Regions from separate parts of the Homo sapiens genome. Here region 2 is linked to region 1. Evidence: chromatin loops called from intact Hi-C (ENCODE). Cell type or tissue: OCI-LY7. All regions are shown on one strand.

Evidence for each region. A loop is a pair of places that touch in the nucleus more often than their neighbours do. Peaks named below come from ENCODE experiments on the same cell type or tissue, not always from the same donor. Only the 100,000 strongest peaks of a DNase experiment are listed, where the experiment ranks them.
Region 2: it touches region 1 in a loop (6-fold over the local background); 2 of 110 quality-filtered maps call a loop at or near these places.

The regions. Positions count from the first base shown.
Region 1 is chr2:45,452,446-45,460,445 of GRCh38, reverse strand. The region is part of intron 16 of SRBD1 (S1 RNA binding domain 1); the gene reads left to right. Among named protein-coding and RNA genes, the nearest start is that of SRBD1, 150 kb to the left of the region's middle. In OCI-LY7, no CTCF peak of the experiment used is centred here; DNase peaks (open chromatin) are centred at 2,695, 3,035, 4,345, 4,875 and 3 weaker places; H3K4me3 peaks cover 4,125 bases; H3K27ac peaks cover 8,000 bases.
Region 2 is chr2:46,573,406-46,581,405 of GRCh38, reverse strand. RHOQ (ras homolog family member Q) reads right to left here. Exons shown (of 5, transcript NM_012249.4): 3 at 5,155-5,319; 4 at 4,750-4,845; 5 at 1-478. The coding sequence ends at 323. PIGF (phosphatidylinositol glycan anchor biosynthesis class F) reads left to right here. Exons shown (of 6, transcript NM_002643.4): 6 at 1-469. RHOQ-AS1 (RHOQ antisense RNA 1) reads left to right here and starts at 1,168. Exons shown (of 2, transcript NR_104182.1): 1 at 1,168-1,371. In OCI-LY7, a CTCF peak has its summit at 4,318; DNase peaks (open chromatin) are centred at 5,375, 5,935, 6,405 and 6,745; H3K4me3 peaks cover 3,642 bases; H3K27ac peaks cover 4,128 bases.

The DNA.
Region 1 (8,000 bases):
CCTTCTGTGAGCTGCCTTTTGAAGAGGTGGTTTGTTCCCTAGTTCCTCATTCAGAACCCCCCTCATATGGTGTGAAATACAACCAGCCTTTTAAAAAAGTGATCCAAACCTCTTTTACGATTTGAAACCTAGTCGGATATGTGTTGACAAATTTAAGCAACTTTTTTTAGTTTTTCAAAATACAAATTTACGGGCATGCTACCAGAATTAGCATTAACTGAACACTGACCCAGTGATGGCAGCAGAATGCAGAAGACATCCAGCCCAGTCAGCTAGATGATCAGGGCATGATTGTGAATAAAATGGAACATGGAAGTTGGCAGTGAGCCAGGACGTGTTTTCTTGTGGATAAATTTACAAACTTAATGTTTATCATTAAGTTTGTAAAAGGAAATTTGGACTCTAGATTAGAATACTTGGTTAGTCATACCTTGGGCACATAACTATGCTCATTGACCTATGCCCATCCTTGCCGTTGGGTTATTCAGGGTGTGTTTAGTGAAAATTTCCCTGAGAGATAAAGATCTTACATAGACAGGAGCCTGCTTTAAACTAAAATTTCAGAAACATTTTCACTGGCACCATCCTTGTTCAGTGTGGTTTAGTGGAAAGAACACAGAGCCCTGGACCCCAAAGTGAGCTATGGACCTTGGTTTAGCTACTCATGTGTCATGTCACCTTGGGAAAGTAATTTTACCTTCTTGGAAAATAAGATAAGGATACCGATATGTTTTCTGAAGGAGTGTTAAAGGGAAAAAAATTAGACATGGAAGTGCCTCAAGGTGCATATGTGAAAGTGTTTTCACTTCATGAAATCAAAAAAATTTCATTCACTTTAGTAGTTCTTTGTTTAAACCTTTGATGTTAAGGTCCTGTTTATTCCTGTTGTTTATTCATATGCTAACCTTATCAAATATTCACTGAATCATTTAATTTCAGGTTACAAGGGACCCTCAAGGTCATTTAGTTCACACCTGTCAGGTATAAGCATGTTCATTCCTTTCTGCTGAAAGGAAGGACAGAAGCAGCCAATGGGGAAAGCTTCCAAAACAAAGGATCAGAGAGAGTGGCAGCGTTGCTGTGGTCATAATCCAGGAATGAGGAAGTGAAGGCCCATTGCCTGCCTCTTATAAATAGTAATGACAGGACGTGTTGCACAGGGAAAGATAGGCATTTAAAGTTGAATTGGAAAGTACACTTTAAACTTCTGTTAGTTATTACCTACAGAATTTTTTGTAAGTCTATAGTGTTTTACTTGTTATCCTTGTGTATCTGATTCTTCTGTTGTGGTTCACATCTAAATTGACTCAGTATTTTGGAGGTGGGAGTGGAAGAGGGTAGAATGCTTAAAAACAAACACAGCAGCAACAACAGAAACAAACTCTGTAGTTTGTTGGGATGCATGATCTGGTTATCGGTTGGCAATAAGAAACAGCTGTTTGTTTGTTGACAGCCTGCCTTTCCTCTCCCCTAATCAAGCTGTTTCTCATCATGTAATTACCAACTCTTTAGTATTTGAGACTTGTGGATTTATAGTTGGTCATATAATATTTGCCAAAACGTCATAGTTTACATAAAAAATTAGTGATTCCCCTGTAGTCATTCTACTGAAATATGAATGTGAGTTGTAATAAAATACCTGAAGAGACTTCTGAAATTCATTTCAGACTTAAGGGAATGTAGAGGGTGTTTTGTGTGTGTTCTAAAAAGGAAGTATTGGTGTAACTCTTCCCTCTCTTGTAGACTCCACTGCCAATCTGAAAAGCATTCTGTTTTCAAAAATGTAGTAAGGCAGCACTGATGTGGATAACAGGACAGATTTTGTTCTGATGAAGAAGGATATGGTTGCTTGTTTCTGTCTTTGTCTTTTTTCTTAAAACACTGTTCTAATTTTGAAGCCAAGTGTGAAAGGAAATAAAGTTGTCAGAGGGTCCAAGATGATGTTTCAGTCTTCTGGGTAGCTTTAGTAGCAGAAAAATAGCTGAATGTACCTCCTACTCTAAAGAGACTTAATTTAGGCCATTTTGTAAACAGACTACTTTCAGTCTGGCTTATGCTGAGTGAAGCCCATTTTGAAATAAAGGTAATCCTGTGTTTTAGGAAAACAAGCCAGAAAGGGTGAGGCTTCTGTTGTTTCATTTAGTTTTACCCTTCAAAATAAAACAAATGTTTTCTAATCACGCTCAGGTCACAGCTTCTCTCAGAATGGAAAAGTTTCTCTCTTCAATTAATCTTTTGACATTGCAGAGATAGTTCAGAAAAATCCCCTTAAAAGCTACAGTGCCAAAATTTTTTATTTTCATAAACTCCAAAGTAACATCACAAGTTCTCCTTGGTTTGATAGGTTTAAAATTATAATGGATTTTAGAATATATTATTTTCTCTTTGATCTCAAAGACATTACATAAATTAATTTTTATTTTAAAAGAGAATATGTGAATAGTAAGTGCTTTTTGAGATATGAGCTGTAACTAGGAAAGGGAATAATTTAGTTTAAAATTTGTAAAAAGTCAAATTTTGAAAAGCATATTTTGTATGAGTATAGTTTCTATTCTCATTTGCATTGTGTTTGTACTGTTTTTCATCTGAAGTTTACACCTACATTTTTTTCTAAAAGCATAAGTCCTTGAAAATATTTTAGTTTAAATGCACGTGTCAAATTTCTTGGTCTCTTGAAGTCAACAGCTCCCAAATGTTAGCTGAATTAGACTATCAGTGATTTCACCAGGTGGCTAGTGACAGTTAATATTTAGGTTTTTACCAGAACATGAAGTGTTTGTCGGGGTATTTTTTTAACATACGCCGTGAGAATGACATTTCTTATATTACTTTAAACTATTTAATTGCAGTTAGTATCAAGGCAAGATTTGTTTCTTTATCTTAAAATATTAGCTATACCATGAAGTTGAGATTTGAAATAAAAAGATTACTTCTAGCTTAATTGGAGCAGGTAGGAAGTGGTGGCATATAAAAGGTGAATATTTTCATATGCACAGCTGTGCATGTATTCTTAGGGCTCTGTTGGCCAAAATCTGTTGTCCTAGTAGTGCTCAGGTGCATAATTCAGTCAGTTGAATCACAGATGATCCATTTTCAAAGCACTTTAGTAGTTGGGTGTCAAGGGAAAAAAGTTGTAATTTTAAGAACTTCATCCGCAAATCATGTAATGGTATTTTTAATTTTAGCTTCCCAAATCTGTGTGGACAAAAATTATTCAGTTATAAATAAAAGATGTGTAAATCCTTATTCCAGTGGCCTTCTTTGGGGTGACAGGGAGGAGTATTAGGCGATGTTACAGGATATTGTTACAGTTTTATATTTTGTTTCTCTGTGTTAGACTTTTCTATTTGATAATACTTTTTCAAAAATGATGCTATAAAAACCCATTATTATAGAGCCATTAAAAATACAGGTCTATTATCCAGTGATTAATATCCATGACCTTTATTTTTGGATCGGCTTCATAAATATATACATTTTCTATGTCAGCCATTGTCTGGAATTTCATTTTTGTTCTGCTTTCCATTACATACCATGAATTAAATGAAATTAATTTAATCGCTACTACAAACAGAAATTAAACGTGCCCTAATCCAGAGTTACGTTGTTTGCTTTTACAACTGTAAGTCATAAGTAATTAATTTTCCTTGGAAAATTAATTCACTTAGCATTCCCAGTAGCATCATATGTTGACACAGGGTTATAGATAGTTTAATATTTTTCTTCAGCATGCTGGCCTCAACTTTAGAAGACCTTAAATGAAAACAAATTAAAATTTACTCAACTGTATGTAATTTGGGGCTATTTAAAATAAGTGTTGTTGTTATTGATAGCATCCAGGTGATGACTCGAAAATTATACTCAAACTTTACAAAATGCCCATTATGTATTAGCAAGTCTGAAACAATATATTTTTTAACATTGGTTATATGACAGTAGCCATTAATATTTTCTGTCCCTCAATTCTGAATAAACATTTGACATGAGAACCATCTAACAGCAGTAGCATGGAAAGTTTTTTTTACCATCACTTAACTGTCAAGAAAACAAAAGGGTTAACTTACTTGCTGGACATTTGACCACCTGGGATAGCAGGCCATCCTGTCTGATTCTTACAGAGCTTATTTTCAGTCTCTCACCTCGGTCAGCAGAAAAATTTCTATCAAGGTCATCTTAAAACATAGAATATATTGATTGCCGTTTTCTAATTGTTTCATTCTTTCCTGTTTAATACTTTTTTTCCCCTTACTTTCCAGAAAGGCCAGTGTGGAAAATGAAATAAGCAGAAGTCTTTCAGTTAAACAAGCTTTCCCCCACTGCTTTTTATATTCTGGGGACTCAGAAAATATGAGCAAACCAAATTTAGCTTTTCTTTTGCATTTGCCAGGAGGTTATTTAGTAAGGTGATTTTTTTTTTCTGGTTCACAGAACTCTATAAAACATATAGTGTTTATTACTTTATGTATATTTATTTAAGTCACTAAGGTGAAACTGTAGTGATGGTGGCAATGTTACAGTTTTAACAAGTGGGGCTTATTTTATAAATGTGTCTTTGTGGCAATAGCTTTCAAAAATGCACAGGGTTAGCAGTGACATGCTCTTTTGGAAAGAAAATTTGCTGTTTAATTCCAGGGTAAAAGTACTACTAGAACACAAAATCACCACTGTTATTTTTTTATTTTTTATTTTTTGGTTACTATTTATTGTTAAAGTCAACTTTAAAAAAATCTGTACTCGCAGGATTTAACTAACTACATACATTGCAAAGTTGTGTCAGGGAGAAAATGTTTGCTTGTTATCCCTATCAGAAGGGGGGTGACAGGGAAGTCCCCTTCCCTATGCTTCAGAGGGTTTCCCTCTGAGTGGCCTTCAGAGTTAGGATAATGGCTTTCCTCTTTATCATCATCAGACAAAATGAAAAGATTACACATGTCAAGTTACGCACATTTATGTTTTTGCTCTGACCTAAATATAGATTGTTGTACAGTCAGGTTTAAGGGAAAGCAGTCTTTCAAAAATAATTTAGGCAGCCCAGGTGATGATTATTCTAAAAACTCTATTCCTAAATCTACTATCACATACCTGCAATACGATTACATATAAATACGTATGATAATGCTGCATACATTCTTACACAGTTTTTAAAAAATGCTTCTGCCTTCTTTCTGAAATGAACTGGTTTACTTTATTCTGGTTTTGAAGTGGAAAAGTAAATTCACCCTTATAGAAATTTACTAATATTAATCTGCATTTAATTTCAGAATATATTCTCTTAAAAATTAAATTTAAATGAAAAGAGTTTGTCATGTCCTTCATTAACTTTTGTGTCAAAATGAATATCTTAGAAAAACATTTTATAGCAAACTAAGAAGTGTAGAGGAATTGTGTGTGTGGTGGGTGTACACAAGGAGATTTTAAGAGTGTGGAGAAAAGAGATGCTAAATTTGAGCTACATAATATTTACCCAAAACTGGCAAAGGAAAACTTTGTTAAAATATATAAAAATTATGGATTCAAGAAACAAAGCTTGGAGAAGTAAAATTTTTTACTTCTTACTTTCTGTGATTATTCTGTTGATTCAAATTAGAATAGAAACAAGATTTTGTGATAGAAATATGAATGTGCTTTTTAAAAATTTATAATGTTAAGATATAACAATGTTCATAATTTGCTGAATGATTGTGACACATGAAAAACCGTGCTGTTTGTGAGAAGTAGACAAACAAATGTTCGTGCATTGTAAGAACTCTGAGGAACTTAGAGCAGACTATCGCTTGAGTTTGGTCAATAAGACTTTATTTTTTACCTGCAAGCAGAGTGTAAGTAATCATAATTATTCCTAAATTGCTCCCTAAAGTGTGGTAAAAGTGGGGTTTGCAAACTGCTGATATTTGTTGGACAATTAGATTGATGTTTTATAACATGTTACTATTCAATGGAGTCCTTCACAGTGCCGTTGGGTGGAAAAGTAAATTTGTACCTAAAGAAATGTACAACTATTAATTTGTATTATATTCCACACTGTTCTTTCAAAACACTAAATTTAAATAAGTTTACACTTCTACTCACAAAGGGAATAATTAAATTAAGGTGATATATAGAAAGATAAAATGGCAATTTACCACCACCTGAGATTGACAAAACTCTCCCAGGTCTTTCAAAGTGAATCATGCTCCCAGTCATTATCTCACAGTACCACGATCTTACACATTGACAATGGGGTAAATTGGATTACATTTTTGCTTTTACTAGAAATTCAAATAAAATCTTAGGCAAGATAGGGAATACCACATTGTAATATCCTGCTTTTATGCTTCTGTTAGGGCTGTACATTAGTCTTTGGCTAATAGATCCTGCTAGATAACGCTTTTTCCTTTTGTAGCACCATTCATAGTTTGAGGCTGTCTTCAATCTGACCTGTAAGAACTCTGCTTCGAAAGACTGTGTATATAAGAATGTTGGAATAATTTAATACTCACATTTTGATAGGTTTAAAATGAACTGGAGATTTATGTTAATTGCAGTGGACGAATTGCCACATTTGTCCTACTAAAGTTGCTTATCAGAAGAGGAAAATGAGCAGAAGAATCTTTAAAAAGAATGTTTTGTCTCCAAATTATTTTATATTTGTATGTTAACCCAGAACTTTTTCTCTAGTCTCTCTCTGTATATATTAGAGGAGTAATTTCTGAGTTTTGTTTTTCATCAGATTTGCAGTGAAGATTAAAAACAAAAACAGAAAGAACCTCTTTGCAATAAACATCACTACCACATTTAAGTTTGTAATTTTTATAAGAAAGGAACACTAGTTAGAAGCTATTTTTTTTTGAGTTTTAATATTTACCAAATTTATAGGAACTCTCAACATGTTTTACATTTTTTCTCTCCATGTATGTAAACAGAATGAAGTTAAATTTAGTGATTTCTTCCCTGGAGTGATTAAAAGTAATGTAATTTGTTTGTTAATAACAAACTTAAATTTATTTTGACATTATTGTATTTTCTGTATACTATAATGTGGAAAAAAGTACTTAAGGAATGGAGAGAAATAGACTGTTCTAGCTAATAAAAGTGCTTAACTCTGGAGGGGCCACCAAGGAGTCTGTCATGATTGACAAGCATTCTAGTGGAGTCTTTCTTTCCTTTTTCTTTTCTTTTCTTTCTTTTTTTTTTTTTTCCTTATAGCAGTGTTGAAGTCAGTCAAAGTATATATACAAAGCTCGGTGAATACCAGTTTCCCCAGTACAGGGGCTATTTTTTCAGGAAGTCTAACTCAAACCAGATGTTTTGCCTAGACCTAGAGTTTGTTGCTGCCAAGCATCTCATCAGAGGTCAGAGTTCTGGGCTCTGGGCCCTGCTAGAATTCTTTCACAAATTGCTATTCGGTGAGGTTTTAATCCTAATGGAAAGAATAATGTGCTTGTAAAATCTGCAGTTATTACAAACACAGTATACATATTGTGGACTTCAAATGACTACGTATTTCATCCCCATAAACAGGGAATGCAGATGAATGCCTTGTGTGATAGCTTCAGACATTCTAACGAAAACCTAGTATACAGTTTATTCCACATTAACCATTTGCATTTGTAATACCCTAATAAAAGAAACTGTTATTTTTGGGTGACAACTGGTAACCAACTTACGCCCCCCCACCACAACCAATTTTTTTAACAAGCTCTACAACCCCATACAGCTGTTTGAACACAAGAATTAAAAACATTCAGAACCAAATATTGGATATTCTCATAGGAAGATCTATGAATGCTATAGTACTAGGTGAAAAGTTCTTAAAGCAAAAGACACCAGTATGCCAAGACTTAGCTATCTTATATTTAGAAACACATATAAATGTATTAAAACCAAATTCATTTATTCAAATTAGGATGAAGAGTATTTTTCTTTGTAATGGAGAATGTGATTGGTATTTAACTAAACATGAGTTATAGCTCTTTGGGAAAGGTTAAAGACGTGTACTGAGATTGATTATATCTCTGCAT
Region 2 (8,000 bases), 1.1 Mb before region 1:
AGCAGTTCCATTTACAGCTCTGTTTTTTACGTAGTTACAACATGATGTGATTGTAGCTTTTTAAACTATGAAACCCCTGAGAGATTGTACCTTCTAGTTGAAATAAAGTATTTATAATAGATTGTGGCTTCAGATGCTGCTTACTGCTTCTTAAACCTTTAAGGAACATTCTTAATACACTTTATAGAATTCTGAGGACAGGTTTTGTTTTCTTTCAAGTTTTGAACTGCTTCATTACCTATAAAAGGTCTGGGTATAGCTGTAGCATTTCATTTGCTTTCTGAGAGAAATGGACAGTTTCCTTGGCCACTGAAGATGTTTCTCACGTAATTAAACAACAGTTTATACATCTTGATCCTATTCTTTTTTTTACAGTGTGTTTCTTTGGAGTTAAAATGGCTATGATAGCCTCATCAAAAACAGTCTTCAATCCCTTCTGGGTTAAAGCTGAACATTCCACATAGCAGCATGCTCCTATCTGGGAGGGAGAAAAAAAATCACAAATATATAAGATCATGTTTATACAATTGGCATGACATAAACACATCATTATAAAGAAAATTATAAAATACAGCTATGCAAAAAGAATACATTCATCATCCATGTTCATAACCCCAGAGGGGATTTTAAAATACTAGTATATGTCCTTCCAGACTTTCTATGAAAAATTATTTCACTCACCACATATTTACTGGGTATCTACTATATGTCAAGCACTGTTTAGGTCCTGGGGATATGTCAGTGAACTGAACGAAAGAGCAGAGTCCCTGCTGTGTGGCGTCCACATGTGCTGACATCTGCTGGGTAAGAGGCACAGGGGAGGGAATACAGAGCAGATGGTTGCAAATGCTGTGGGGAAAAAGCAGAGTGAGGGAGGCGGGGAGTGCTGAGGACAATGGTAGTGGGGGTCCGGGGAGGCTTCTCAATGGGGAAGTTTGAGCAGTGAGGGATACCTAGGGGAAGAGCTCCAGGCAGATAGATCCTGATGCAGGAGCATGCCTGGAGCAGTCAAGGAACAAGATCACACTGAGGATGTGGTATTTGAGCAGAGACCTGAAAAGAGTGAAAGAATGAATCATGTCCATAGGGAAGAACATTCCAGGCAGAGGGAACAACAAAAGTACAAAGGTTCTCAGGTAGAACTTTGAGGGAACAACAAAGGAGACCAGGAGGCCTGGGGAACAATGAGTAAGGCAGAGAGGGAACAGAGGCTTGTAGGCCACTGTGCGGACTTTGGCGTTTAGTCTGAGCTGGGGACCCACTGGAGGATTCTGAGCAGAGCAGTGACATGATTGCGCTTACATTTTTAAGACTTACTCTGGCTGCTGTGTTGAGAACAGATGACCATGGGGCATAGACAGAAGCAGAAAGGTGAGTTGGAAGCTATTCCAGTAAAGCAGGCCAGAGATGGAGGAGGTCTGAACCAGGTGATAGAGGGAAGAGTTAGAAAAAAGTGTCTGGATTCTGGATATGTTCTGAAGGTATGTTGTGCCGAAGGCTAGATGTGTGGTATGGGAGAAAGAGCAAGGTCAAGTACGACTTCAGGGCTTTTTTTTTTTTTTGAGACAGTTTCACTCTTGTTGCCCAGGCTGGAGTACTATGGTTCGATCTTGGCTCATCACAACCTCTGCCTTCTGGGTTCAAGCGGTTCTGCCTCAGATTCCTGACTAGCTGGGATTACAGGCATGTGCCACCACACCCAGCTAATTTTGTATTAGTAGAGATGGGGTTTCTCCATGTTGGTCAGGGTGGTCTCCAACTCCCAACCTCAGGTAATTCTGCCCGCCTCGGGCTCCCAAAGTGCTGGGATTACAGGTGTGAGCCACTGCACCCAGCTGAGGGCTTCTGACCTGAGTAACTGGGAGGACAGGCTTGGAGGGTAAAAGAAGAATCATATCTTAGACATGTTAATTTTGAGATACTCAGCCATGTAGATGGACTTGTTGAGTAAACAGCTGGATAACCAAATTGAGAATTTAGGAAAGAGGTCCAGGCTGGAGATGGAAATCCAGGAATCTTTGGTTGTAGACTGTGCAAGCTACAAGACTGACAGAAGCTCATTTAGGCCTAGGGAGTGTAGCTATAGAAGAAGACATCCACAAAGCTGAGTGCTCATCACTGGGGCCCTCCAACCAGGGACCAAGGAGGTAAAGAGATGGAGCAGAGTCCAATGAGAGGGGAGAAAAACCAAGAGAGTCCAACTGAAGAAAGTTTCAGGAAGGACGCAACTGTGCCAAATGCTGATGAGTCTAGAAATGAGATCATACTGTTTTGCAACTACTTTTTTCCCTTTAGCTACATAATAAATATGAAATCTTAACAGATAGTATGAAGTTTTAATAGATGCAGGGAATTTTTGCCATTATAAACAATTCAGCATCTTTGTAGCTCTAAGTACGTCCCTAATAATTTACTTTTATTATTAAATATTATAAATGGACAAATTATAATTTTATATAAGGTACAAAGCAATATTTTCTCTCTATATATACATATACACACACACACACGAGTGAAATGATTAAATCAACATAATTAACATCTATCACCTTAAATACTTATCATTTTGTGTGGTGAGAACATTTAAAATTTACTCTTTTAGCAATTTGGAAATACGCAGTCCACCATTATTTATTTATTCATTTATTTTGAGACAGGGTCTCACTCTGTCATCCAGGCTGGAGTGCAATGGCACTATCTCGGCTCACTGCAACCTCCACCTCCTGGGCTCAAGTGATCCTCCTTCCTCAGCCCCCCAAGTAGCTGGGACTACAGGTATGCACCATCATGCTCAGCTAATTTTTTTTTTTTTTTTTTTTTTTTTTTTTTTTTTTTTGGTAGAGATGGGGTTTCACCATGTTGCCCAGGCTGGTCTCGAATTCCTGGGCTCAAACGATCCACCCACCTCAGCCTTCCAAGGTGCGGGGATTACAGGTGTGAGCCACCGTGCCCAGCACCACCATTATTAACTGTAGTTACCATGTTGTGCAGTGTTATCTCAAAAAATGTATTCCTCCTAACACTGTACACTTTGACCAACATCCTAATGATTTGCTTAGGATAAACTCTTACATATGGAATTGCTTGATCAAAAGTGTCCATGATTTTAAGGATTTTGCATACTGTCAAGACTGCTTTGATTCAATGACCAATAGTACAACAGAGTGTCCATTTTACTACACGGGTATTATAATTAATTTCTCATTTTTTGCCAATTCTATAGGTGCAAATTGAGCTTACATTTGACTACTAATAAGTTTGAACATATTTCCTATCTTCAATGGCAATCTGCATTTTGGGGGGTGAATTTTTCATTGTTAGCCCATTTTTCTATTGGTATCTGTGGCTGCTTCTGATTAACTCATATGCAAGAGGTTCCTGTATACTAAGGATGTTAACCCATTTTTCTGCCATCCATCTCAGGTTATATGACTTTTCATTTTATTTCTGGCATTTGATGTGGTATTAAGTTTTTATGCAGTGAAATCATTAATATTTTCATTTATGGCTTTTATCTTTATGACATTTAGAAATTCCTTCTCTCCCCAAGATTACAAAACTGAATACATGGAATTTCTGAAGTGATTTGTTAGTAAAGCCATTTATTTTTTGCTTTAGGAAAAACTGTCCTCCAGAAAGTTTTCTTGCTTTCTTTTGCCTCCTGATACTACATTTTAAAAGACTATATATGGGCCGGGCGCGGTGGCTCATGCCTGTAATCCTAGCACTTTGGGAGGATGAGGTGGGCAGATCATGAGGCCAGGAGGTCGAGACCATCCTGGCTAACATGGTAAAACCCCATCTCCACTAAAAATGAAAAAAAAAAAAAAAAAAAAAAAATAGCCGGGTGTGGTGGCAGGCACCTGTAGTCCCAGCTACTTGGGAGGCTGAGGCAGGAGAATGGCATGAACACGGGAGGCAGAGCTTGCAGTGAGCTGAGATCCCGTCACTGCACTCCAACCTGGGCCACAGAGTGGGACTCCGTCTCAAAAAAAAAAAAAAAAAAAAAGACCATATATGGATTCTGTTTCCACAAAAGTCCTATTGAAATCACAACATTTAAAAAATAGAATCCAATAATGTTAAGGCCAAATGGGAAAAAAGGGGAAAAAGTAAACCTATCTTTGGGGCACGAAGGAAGATAAGCTACAAGGTATTGCATGCATCACTGTTACATATATTTTTAGAATTTTTGTATTTTCTATCCTCTTTTCATAAAAAGATTGGAGAAATTTCAACACATTTCTTTTCAAACCTAGTCATCATTTTTTGGTTTTAACCACAAATTTAAACTGTCATCCTAGGTGGCTCCACTGTCTAACTCAATGAGTCTTAAGACAGAGCTGATTTGGCACAGTGCAACTGTTTAAGTAATGAAGAAGGGTTGAAAGTAGTGACACGTGTTTCCGATGCTTTTTTCCATATGTGACTTTTTAGGAAAATATCACTGGCAATGTAGCAAAGGTGTAAGAGTCTCGGCCCAGGAGTCAGGCTTTGGACTGAAACCCAACTCTGCCATTTATTACCTGCAGGATCTTGGGCGAATTATCTGACATCTCCCAGCCTCCACTGTCTCTTCTGTGTAACAGGGGAAACAGACCTACCTCACTGAGTTCATGCAAGGATTAAATGAGATAATGCATGTAAAGCACTCCACCTGGCACACAGTAAATACACAATAAAATTAGCTTCTATTGTTATCTTAGCATCTTTTACATTCATGCTTAAATTCTGTGAGTGTTCCATTACCTCTTTTGCTAGTTTCTGTCCTTGTTCCACACATATAGGTTTTTCTTTCATATCATTCAGTCTTGCTAAAGTTTTGGGGTCATCTCGGAGATCAATCTAATTAAGAAAGGTCAATAATGTCCCATAATATTACAAATCTTTAAAGAAAAATCAAAGCATGTAATCCCACTTAATTCCCACATACCAAAAAAAGATTAAACAAAAGAACTTAATTTTTAAAAACCAGGAAAATAATTGCTTTCTTTTGGCACAATTTTTTCCAAAAATATGATAGAACTCATTAACTTGCAGCTGAGATTAAACACTTACATCATTTGCTCAGCTTTGGGACTGTTTGTCTGAGAGCAGCCTCTACGACAGACCAAAGAGCTTATTCTAAAATGCAGAAAATCAAACCAGACATACCTGAGTTCCTATTAATAAAAAGGGTACATTTGGTGCGTATTCCTTAAGTTCCGGTACCCACTCCTCTTTCACATTTTGAAATGAGGCTGGATTTACCACCGAGAAGCATATAAGGAAGACATCGGTCATTGGGTAAGATAAAGGCCTCAGACGGTCATAGTCTTCCTGAGGAACAAAGAAAAGCCTCATTATGTATTTACATTTCTATTGTTTACTAGTAATATGTACATTAGATTACATGGTCAAAGATGCAAATTCAGGAGTACTCCACTAGTGGAATGTATGGCACTCTAAGTAAAATCAGATAACTCTGTTTTTGTTATTCTTCTTTGTGAAGTTCTGAACACCCATGAGGTAAAAAAAAATGACAATATCATTAACAATGACAATGAAAACTTTGGAAAAATACATTATGATCACTAACGCTGTCACTAAAAACATTTTTAACTAAAAAGTTTGCACAAAGAATTGAATATAGCTAGACATTGCCTAAGTATTATAATTTATAATAATTAATACATGCTAAATATTTACTATGTGTCAGGCACTAGTCTATATGCTCTCTCATGGATTACTTATTTAATCCTTGTAACAACAATATGACACAAGTACCCTTAATCCTGACTTTCATTTGAGTAAACTGAAGCACAGAAGTTAAATTACTTGCGTAAGGATGTGTAGCCAGTAAGTCAAGGAGCTGAGATTCAAATCCTGGCAGTTTTTACTCCAGAGTCTATACTCTTAACCACTATACAGCTTCACTGAGACCTTCAAGCTTTGCTTTCCTTGTTTCTATAGTTTTATTAATTGTGTGTGTGTGTGTGTGTGTGTGTGTGTGTGTGTGTGTGTGTGAAGATTTAAAGAGAAACATACACAGTAAACCCACCAAAATCCTCCTTTACTCTCCAACTTTCATTCCCTCTACTTAATATTTTCATGTTTATTCTTCCAGTTCTTTTTCTATGCATGAATATACCAGTAACTGCACATATTCATACATCTGTACATAAAATGAAATCATGCAGTACTTGTTGTTCTGCACTTTCTTTGTCTTGGACATCTTTCTAAATCAGAATACGTTAGACTACCATATCATTTTACACTGTTGCTTCAGAGTCCCCAGAACAGCTATACTCCTGATGGTTATTTTAGTCTCTATCACAAAAGGCAGTGAATATCCTTTTTTGCATAGACTATTTTATGTGACACAAAATTCTACTTATTTACATTCTCGAGAGTGAACAGAGTCCGGATTCCATTTTTGGCATAGCTAGACTCTCATCTGGTTTCAAAGAAACTTTATTTTTAGCCTGGGCCACCTCCCCTCTTAAATGACTCGTTTCACTACAGAACTACACAAATGTGGAACTAAGGGAATATTAAAAACATCATCTTCCACTTGGAGTTTCAGCAGTAGTATTTCCCTCATGGAACAATTTTCCTTTCATGCATTTTTCTGACATTTTTCATAATATAACTTTCAACTAAAGCATGTTAATGTCCCAAACCCTTGACTGGTGGGTAACCCTTTTGTTTTTCTGTGATGCTTTTGAAGGGCACACCTATAATCTAGAGCTGTGGGCATTAAAAGATTTCTCAGGTGTTCGCTATCACATGACGACAGGGGAAATGCCACCCCCAATCTTCTGCAACTTTTATTTTTTAAAGTGAACGCCTCTAAATGGTTTTGATTAAAGCAGTGCCCTGGTGTTAAGAAATTCACAATGAAGAGATCAAATAGGGTGGGTATGAAACACGTTATACCCCCAGACAGTTACTAGAGGAAGACTTCTTGAAAATTTAACTTTTTAAAAATCAGCTTGTGTTAAACAGTACAATTGAGTGCCTTATATGTACTTTCTGGGCTCTACTGCCTGTTTCAAACTGCAAGTCCATAAAAGAAAAAAAAAAAAAAGAAACAGTATGTCATCTTAGCATCCCACCCAGCAACTCCACACTTCTGAGCAAACATGCAGTTGTCATGGCCGGGAAATGGGGTGTTCTCATTAAAAAGCACTCCTCATCCATATTTAGATTTCCAATTTTCACAGAAATAGGAATGGGGATACTATCCCTTAGGATTATGAGGAATAAATGAAATAGTGCAACTAAAGCACTCCGCATAACACCTCGCACATCGAAGAACTCTTTCAATGCTTAAACATAAATTCTCTATCCCATGGGAAACCAAGTCTCTTATTCCTCTGCAAATCCACGCAGGGTCCCCTGAGTCCCACACTTGCCTCAGCTTTGCAGCTCCCTCCAATCACAGAGAAGTCTTTTAGTAAGAAATAAAATCAAAACACACAAAACTCAGGTCTCTCGAGACAGTATAATTTTCAGATGAATAAAAGAGAATGATATATTATTACTGTACTCATTAGTCACTTAGCCTTAAGACTATTTAAAATGTAACAAAAATAGATTTATATTTAAGAAAGCCAAATTAGAGATTTTAATGGAAATTTTACTTTTCAAGCAAGTTTACCTCCTCAGGGAAACAGAAGTGTGCGCTCTTTCTCTAGTGAGAGATGACAAGAAATAAAAACTAATTGAATGCCATGTTCCCTAGAGATGCTTAACAATATTAATCCAAGTATTTTACAGAAGGTAAATATATTGTACAGATTCCTTTCATAACCACAGTGAATCCTGACTTTCCTCCATGAGAGACGTGAGCACAAAGGAGGACAATTGGACCAATCATTTCTAGATATTTCTTAAATTGCAGGTTTTGTTTGATTAATTAAAATGTGAAGAACTGGGGCTATTAAAAAATAAAACACACATATGTTTAGACCTCCTTGGAAAGAAATGTTACTTCTTAAGTCTGAACAATCTAAAAT